Regions from separate parts of the Homo sapiens genome. Here region 1 is linked to region 2. A link is a contact called in ENCODE Hi-C or POLR2A ChIA-PET data. All regions are on one chromosome and are shown on one strand. Each heading gives the region's core, a stretch centred on a gene start or an enhancer-like site at or near the end of the contact. The rest is flanking DNA. Distances are from core to core; before and after follow the strand shown. Region 1 has its middle 140 kb from the start of LINC02742. Region 2 has its middle 260 kb from the start of LINC02755.

Region 1 (4,315 bases), core at 296-2,795, 570 kb before region 2:
GTGAATGAAGCCTAAGGATTCAGGGAATTGAAAGGTAGGTATGCAGCTGTGGCAAAGACTCATATACAATATTTATTTGCCTCTTTAGCTGTCATTAAGCTATAAAATAAAACATGTATTTTTAAGTGCCTTATCAAAAATATCAAGTAGGCACTTTATATTTGACATCACATTTAATATCTACAAACAACTCATGCAGCATATACTATTACTAGTCCCGCTGATTGATAAGAAAGAGGCTCAGATAATTAATACAGCTGTCACTTGTTTAAGTTGCGATTAGCCCCCTGACCATCCTGACTTCAAACTCTATACTCCATCTTTTAAATTGATTCCATATACATACCGGCTTTCAGGTTGATACATAGGTTATTTTCATGAAAAATATTTTACCTTGTTCAAATGAAGTATTGAGATGCCTCCCAAAGGTGAAATCTCTTTTCAGCCCAATCTTCATCCAACCCATTATTCATCCATCCCATTATTTCTGGGGCAGAATGTAAGAGTACACAGTGCTTTTTAACTTCCTATTTTATTTTAAAAAATAACATTTTAGGCTGAGCGCCGTGGCTCACGCCTGTAATCCCAGCACTTTGGGAGGCCGAGCCGGGTGGATCATGAGGTCAGGAGATTGAGACCGTCAGGCTAACATGGTGAAACCCCATCTCTACTGAAAACACACAAACAAATTAGCCGGGGTGTGGTGGCACGTGCCTGTAGTCCCAGCTACTCAGGAGGCTGAGGCAGGAGAATCACTTGAACCCAAGAGGCGGAGGTTGCAGTGAGCTGAGATCGCACCATTGCACTCCAGCCTGGATGACAGAGAGAGACTCTGTCTCAAAAAATAAATAAATAAATAAATAAAAATAAAAAAATTACCAGATATTTCTAAATTCAGGGAAAACCCCATTTGAATTTTTTAAAGTTGGTGCCAATTCCATCTGGTTTTAAAAGTGCCTTGAAAAACATCATACTGAAAACAAACATTGACAACTACTACTAACTCCTTTGAGAGACATATTGGAATGAGCAGATTGTCACCCTTTAAATGCTGAGCCTTTAAGTTAGGATGGAAGCCCTGCCTCACTTGCCCATCCTGTCTGTCACTGGTAGGGAATCAAATCACAGAAGCTGAACAACCAGAACCGAGTCTTCTAAGAGGCCCAGCTTGGCTTCTTGTTCTGTGCAGATGAGTAGAAGGTGGTAAAGAATATGAATGACAATTATTGGTTTGAATATTTTCCAAAGGTAGAATTTGCAAGGCTATTGAAATCCTGTTAGACAAGACTTATTGCCTATGCATTTACAAACTGTGCAATTTAAGATAGGTTAGAGTGAATGTTATGCTCAGAGCTGCTAACAAGGAGGCCTCTCACCAATAGGCACTGTACAATATTATGGTAATCTTTTTGGGGAGTTTGTGGTAGCCAGCCTTTTTGCTACACAGTAAGGATCCAACCTTATTCCAAGTTATCCCTCTTGTCCAAAGTAGGACCAATACTATTCATAGGCTATAAACTTCTTACTCATTCCATTTCTGTAATTATGTCAAGGGAAAGGAATTTTCTTCAATTGCCAAGTAAGGAAAAGTGGCAAGTAGTAGAGGTTAAGTTCAGGTCATTGTGATGGGTGAGAAATTTGGGCTGGAATGTGGTCTTCCCGATGTGCCAGTGTTCATAATTTTACACTCTTCAACCTACTACTCTCTGATGTGAGATGTTGATGACTTCAATATAGGAGAATCTATGGGACTTCTCCATAGCTTGTGAGATTAGAGCTTGTTCCTCTGTGAAGCAAACAGGGATTTCTGAACTTGGATACTTATCTTTCGAGATAAATGAATTTTCTGTTTATTTTTCTCTTTCTTCCAAAGCTGGAAGAAAGAACTTGTAAGAGATCACAGCAATATTCTCCAGTTATTTTCTTCTTACAATTTAGGAGGAGAGAAAAATGTATTTAGTCTATAGATAAAACCTGGTTTTGAGATACTCCATTTCTCATCTTTAAACCTGAGATAGTTCTTAATATTGGAGCACTCACTGTTTTCCCAGTTTTTGTATGAAATTATTCATATAATATTTACATTCTCATACAGTTTTATTTTGTTTTTGGTCTCTATTCCTTTCATTTTTGTTTTAACCTCAACATTAAGCCTTGCTTTTACTTACCGATATTAGTGACAGGTTCTGTAAGTTCAAGTGCAATATGTTGGGCATCACTGAAAGCAGCTCCATATCATACTGACCTTCCTGGAGAAGGTAAAGCACAACTCATTGGTTTAATCATTGCATTCCATAAAGGAAGATGTCACTTAGCCAGCTTTCCTTTCAGTGCCAGAAAATCAGCTCAAAGTATTTTTCTTCAGATAAGTGAGCATGCTTGTCATAGCTTACTTACGCCTGTTAAATCTTTATATGAAATATTTTACAGAGAAATATGTAAATATTTTGACTGCTTGTGCCATTCTTTTCAGACTACTTTGCAGATTACACATGGGTCTCTATATGAAACAAGAAGGAAAAGCAAGCAGAAATTTCTTAATGTAGCGTTTTTCATTAATGAAGACAGAAAGGCTAAAAGAAAAAAATGTTAAATGGAGTCTTAATGTAAATAGTCAAGAAGAGTGATATATACCCTATGGAATAGCCTCAAAGTGATATCAGTATGATGGAAATACATTATAAGGTTCTCATACAGCATATCTACTTACCTTTTCTTCTTGACAGCAGATAAGTAAACCACGGCTTAGGAGTAGATTTGCCAATGTATTTTACTGGAGACTTTTGTAGTAAGACTTTTTACTAGTTTGTTACAGCTTATGTGAACAAAATGTCTGTAAACCAGACTTTAATCTTAGAAATATATATATATTTTTACTACCTAGCGTCAGCAGATATTATATATTCTGAACACAGAGCAGAGAAAGTGAGGGAATTTTCCCCAGTCAGTTCTTATTTAATCCATAAAGCCAAGTCTTTGTGTAATTTCAGCTATTTAATTTTTGCTTTTTCATGATTGCCATTGAAAGAATAAGATAATGTTGATGACATTTGAAATATGTTAAGAGGACCAATATCAGCTGGGCACGGTGGCTCACGCCTGTAATCCCAGCACTTTGGGAGGCCGAAGTGGGCAGATCACCTGAGCTTGGGAGTTCAAGACCAGCCTGACCAACATGGAGAAACCCTGTCTCTACTAAAAATACAAAATTAGCCAGGCGTGATGGCATATGCCTGTAATCCCAGCTACTCGGGAGGCTAAGGCAGGAGAATCACTTGAACCCAGGAGGCAGAGATTGTGGTGAGCCAAGGTTGCAGTGAGCCAAGATCGCACCATTGCACTCCAGCCTGGGCAACATGAGCGAAACTACATCTCAAAAAAAAAAAAAAAAAAAAAAAAAGAGGCCCAATATCATGGTATAATTGTGCTGGTCTACTGTCTGAAATAACATGACTGTAGATGTTTTTATCAAATGACAAAATGATGACTGGTATTTATCATTTTATACCCTTCAGCCTACTACTTTCTGATGTCAAACATTGATGATTTCGGCACAGGAGAATCTTTTATATTTTTCAATGAAAAATGTTTTACTCAGTTTTTGTGGGTTGAAAATATAAGTGTATAATTTGGCTGAGAAAAACATTGCATCACTAACATTTGCTCATGACTGTGGAGCTAAACAAATTATCAGTCAAGATCTCTGGTTTGAAGCAACAGAACCTATCTCTGGCCTTAAGAAAAAGGAGATGCATTGGAAAGACATCAGTTTCCCAGAAGTGACAATTAACTTGGTAGTCTAAGGTTTAGAAAACCAAGAGTTGTAAATCAAGATAGCAGGAAATGTAGTCAAAATCATGCTGCAACAACTTTCTGATCCATGAACTCTGGCTATGGGATCATCTAACAACCCTCCCTCCCCCATTTCCTCATTCTTTGCATTACTTAAGATTCAGAGTTCCAGAACAAACACCTTATCAGCAAAGCCTAGCTTATTGGCCTGTTCTGTGGTATAGCCAGGTAGAGGAAGGTCCCAGCTGCTGTGGTTGAGAAAGGAATAGCAAAAGGAATCAAGAACTAGAAATCATCTTCCAACCACATTGGCACACAGTAAAGGACTAATAAAAATATTGGGAAGTGGATGATGGTAAGTTGGAAAGTGACAAATGTCTATTCCCCAAAAAATATTGTTTCGAAGTCATGGTGGGTTTTTAGACTAAACATTATCATTCAATAGCTGTGAGACCTTGGATAAGCCTGTTTTTGTTTGTTTTTTTTTTTTTTCTCAGTCTAAAATGACAAATTTGACTTATGG
Region 2 (4,170 bases), core at 488-2,987:
ATAGGAAAGATGGTTTAAATCAAGGAGTGGAAAAAATAGATTTCTGTTTTAAAAATTGTACTCTTCGGCCAGGCACGGTGGCTCACGCCTGTAATCCCAGCACTTTGGGAGGCCGAGGTGGGTGGATCACAAGGTCAGGAGATCGAGACCATCCTGGCTAACATGGCGAAACCCCGTCTCTACTAAAAATACAAAAAATTAGCCGGGTGTGTTGGCGGGCGCCTGTAGTCCCAGCTACTCGGGAGGCTGAGGCAGGAGAATGGCGTGAACCGGGGAAGCGGAGCTTGCAGTGAGCCGAGATCGCGGCACTGCACTCCAGCCTGGGCAACAGAGTAAGACTCTTGTCTCAAAAAAAAAAAAAATGTTACTCTTATGGGAGGGTGGAGAGTAGCAAAGAACCAGGTCAGAGGCCAATACCATCATTCTGTCAGGAGATAGTGGTGACAAAGAACCAAAAAACTATCGGGACCAAAGATACAGAGACAGTTTCCCCTATTTCATAAACTCAACTATAAGGAATTTAGTATTTTGAGTTGACTCACAATAAAATATGCTTTCTAAATTTTAGTTCATTGAGAACAAAGGACTGTTCGGGAATCTTTGACAGTCAGCTCAAGGAAAATGTAAAAAGTTGGGGAAAGAGTGGCTGTAAAGTCTCAGAAAACCACATGTGGCATTTGGTTGAAGGAAGTATAAGCAGTGCACGTAGGAACTGGAAGCTTTTCAGATACCTATACTGTGTATCTTTCTGAGTCTAAATTTTTTTCTCGCATATGATATTTTCTTTGTACACATCCCATTCTTCTTTCTGCAGACTGAATTCCTCTGCTTATTCATAAAATTAGTATCCCCAAACTTCAAATTCTTTATGGCTTTGGTTTGCCAAAGTGAAGCTCCTACTTTGACACGGGGTGCCTTTTCAACCCTAGAGCCTTCTTCCTTCTGGATTCAGGCTTTTTGTCTCCTGATCCATGTTCTCTCAGGCCTCTGGATGGGTAATTTCAGTCTATGGTTGCTTTCCACTTACTTCAAGTATCCATCCCAGAAACAATTCATTATCACAATGGGAGAGTTTGGTAAGCGTGATTGCTCATTTTAGAAGCTGTCGTCAAATTGGATTAATTTAGAAATGAAAGCTAAGCCTAGAAGAAACTGAGTTCATATCACAAACTTAAAAAAAAAAAAAAACCAACTTTTACACTTAGAAAAACTAAAACAAACAAAAATTGAGTTTCCACACTAACCAACACCACCAGAACAGAATATAAAAAAGGCAGGTCAGGCTTAATAACTTACCTCTTAGCTTCTCTGATTAAGCAAGGCTTGAGCATGGGAAATCTTTGGTCCATTTTGTTCTGTTACATTTTCTAATAACCCACAACCACCTAAGTTATGAAATGCTATAAAACAGAATGTTTATTCCCACTTTCAGCATTCATATATCATCTGCTCAAAGCTAGACTTTAAAGTTTGGAATGTGGAGAAGACACGTGCTTTATTGGTCTGCGGCATTCATGTTTTCTGTTGACACCATCACTCTTGAAAGACGGAGGAGAGAAAATGAGACATCACCTCTGGTTGAGTGGAATTCAATTGCAGAGGACCATGGCTGCGGAAAGCTTACAAAGTGCACTCAAATTTTCAAATCTCTGGACTTTCATGTGCAGGTAGACACTCTGGAGCCATCTAGTGGCATAACATCATTGAAATGAGAAGAGCCAGGGTTGAGAATTGACGAAAAGTCCAAATGTAACTCCAGTGTAATCTAGCATAGTCTCACCCACATGGGTCATGATTTCAGGAAGGTAACTGATATGGCAAATGCCCTGGTTCTGGGAAGGAAACTGACAACCTATGATCCTGCCTCATTCCCTGTGACTGCAGTTTCTTCTAGCACTGTTCCTACATGTGCATCACCTGGTGACCTAGTTGGAGTGGAATTTATGAGCAACAGTTATTTTAATGAATCTGTTAGAAACAAAATACAAGACTGCGTTTAACCACTGCAAATTGTAACATGTCAGTGACTTTACCATTGTCTCTTAATTAGCTCCACCTATTTTCAAATAAGCAGCTTGGGGCCGAGATAGAGTTTCAAAGCGTTATTCAATGGTTTTAAGTTGTTAAGCTAGTGCTTTATTTTGACTGATATTTATGGGGCTGGAGGAATAGAAGAACTGGAGGCATTTTTTCCTTTCTCTAAAACTGAAAACCAATTCTCTCTATGATGATTTAGACTGGAGCTAAGATATAATACTTGGAAGAGGTTTTCCTTAGAAAGTGCACTACTGCACTGACAGTGACTTTCTATTCATACCACCTCATTTCTTTTACTTGGTAAACTAAATTAAGCTCTAGGACACTTGTTCTCAAACTTGAACATGCATCAGAATCAACTAAAAACCTGTTAAAATGCAGATTGCTGGGCTTTATTGGAGTTTCTGCTTTAGATAGGTCTGGAGTAATGTTCAAGAATTTGCATTTATAAAAACTTCCAAGGAGATACTGATACTGTTGTTGGCTGAGGGACTGCACTTTGTAAGCTATTGCTGTGGAAAATTAAGGCATGGATGTTCACCTTTTATTGTTTTACTGACTCAAAGACAAAGCCGAAACACTCTTTCTGGCCTTCTCAATGAGCAATAGGGTTTTATGGCAGGTAATCTTTTATTTTTTAGAATAGATCTGGTTCTTCAAATGAGATCCTTCATAGAAACTCAATGTATAAGACAGGTAAAAATAGAGCTCCTTTGATTAATGTGAAGGTGAGAGAACAGCACCTCTTCTGTCTTTCCTCATAAATTTCCATAGCAGATACCGGCACCACCTCAGCAGAAACTGGGAGCCAGCATAGAGCATGTTGAAAACCAAAGCGGGTATTACTATCATTGCTGACTCTTTAGCTCCCTCTTACATGGTCACCAGATGCTCAGAAGTTTCTGTTCATCATCCAGATTGTTCCATTCCAGCCTCAAATTACTATTTTCTACAAAATTATTGGTTTGCCCCTCACTGATATATTCCACTGGGTTCGGTGCAGTGTAGTTATAATATGAATAAAAGAGTGTGCATTGTTCTTTTCCAGATAACTCTTGATTACAGAATTTGTTTTGTAATACCAGTCCATGAGATATTGGGAATGGTGTAAAACACCCATACTCCATGAGGAGCGTCTGTGCACAGCTACATTTTTCAGCACTTCTAGCAGCATGACATTCACGTCCCCATTGCCCTGGCTGTTGTCACTGTTCCCAGGACCACCGTCATGCTTCCCACCAACCCCTTCCACAATTACAAAACAGATAATGGCATTGATAACTAATGTATCACTTATCACAAACAATTACAAATATTTATTGAGTAACACTTTTGAACTATATCCTTTAATTCAGAATTCTCCCCTTCAATAGCTCAAAGATGGTTGATATATAGCAGAGAGAAGGCAGGTTAGGAATTTTCACCAACTTGCAGATGTTCTAAGTCATGGCTTTTATCAATTTACCTATGGGAATATGTAACCCTATGAATATTTTCCTAATTTAGATATTTCTTTGTTTCATCTCCAAATGAGTTCTTGAATCTAAACTACTACTCAAAAACAGAAAAGTGGAAAGTTCTATATCTCTTAGTACTGGACTTTCCTTGTAATATAAGTCTAGAATCAATCCGCTTCAGGCTGAAGAGATTTGTTTTTCTTTCTGGGAGATAAGAATCAAAGATAAATAGTTCTACGGTTTTCCCATAGGAGATAAGACCCACTTTGACAATCAGAACGAACAGACTAATTCGATTAAGGATAGGTACACCTTTGTTACTGATCTACCAACAAAGTATAGGAAAGTTTCAGAATAAAATAAAACCACTGAGAACTGTACGTCCACTTTTACCTTGTCGTTTTTTAATGTTCATTGACTGAAGGTGAATTTCATCAAGAATATTTTAGATGATCAATTTTCTTTCTCCAAGAATTTACAATTATAGTCCTTATGCCCATTGGCAAGAAACTGTTCCCTAATCTCAACTAAAAAAAAAGGAATCTAATTTAAAATCACTGCTATTTATAATATCTGCTCCACACCTTGTTGGATCTCCTTGTTGGCTTCAACAAAGAGGAGACTGTCTCAAAGAGGTGAAAGGAAAAATTAGCTAATGTACAGTGGAGATCCGGAA

Evidence for each region. Hi-C counts contacts between places; a loop is a spot of excess contacts on that map. ChIA-PET counts read pairs that join two places held with the same protein, here RNA polymerase II (POLR2A). Pooled maps may share reads with other maps.
Region 1: a loop to region 2 is called in a map of IMR-90, with 6 times the contacts of the local background. The contact joins two enhancer-like sites. A Hi-C loop is called at or near these places in 2 of 168 maps with a recorded cell type or tissue (IMR-90 and PC-9) and 3 of 50 pooled maps. POLR2A ChIA-PET finds 5 or more read pairs at or near these places in 2 of 52 experiments (AG04450 and IMR-90).

The regions. Positions count from the first base shown.
Region 1 is chr11:28,755,571-28,759,885 of GRCh38, forward strand. No RefSeq gene overlaps it. Among named protein-coding and RNA genes, the nearest start is that of LINC02742, 140 kb to the right of the region's middle. Within about 2 kb of position 1,546, at least 4 of the 41 ENCODE cell types and tissues checked have a DNase peak (open chromatin) inside an H3K27ac peak, as active enhancers do; they include IMR-90, where a contact is called at or near this core.
Region 2 is chr11:29,327,459-29,331,628 of GRCh38, forward strand. No RefSeq gene overlaps it. Among named protein-coding and RNA genes, the nearest start is that of LINC02755, 260 kb to the right of the region's middle. Within about 2 kb of position 1,738, at least 2 of the 41 ENCODE cell types and tissues checked have a DNase peak (open chromatin) inside an H3K27ac peak, as active enhancers do; they include IMR-90, where a contact is called at or near this core.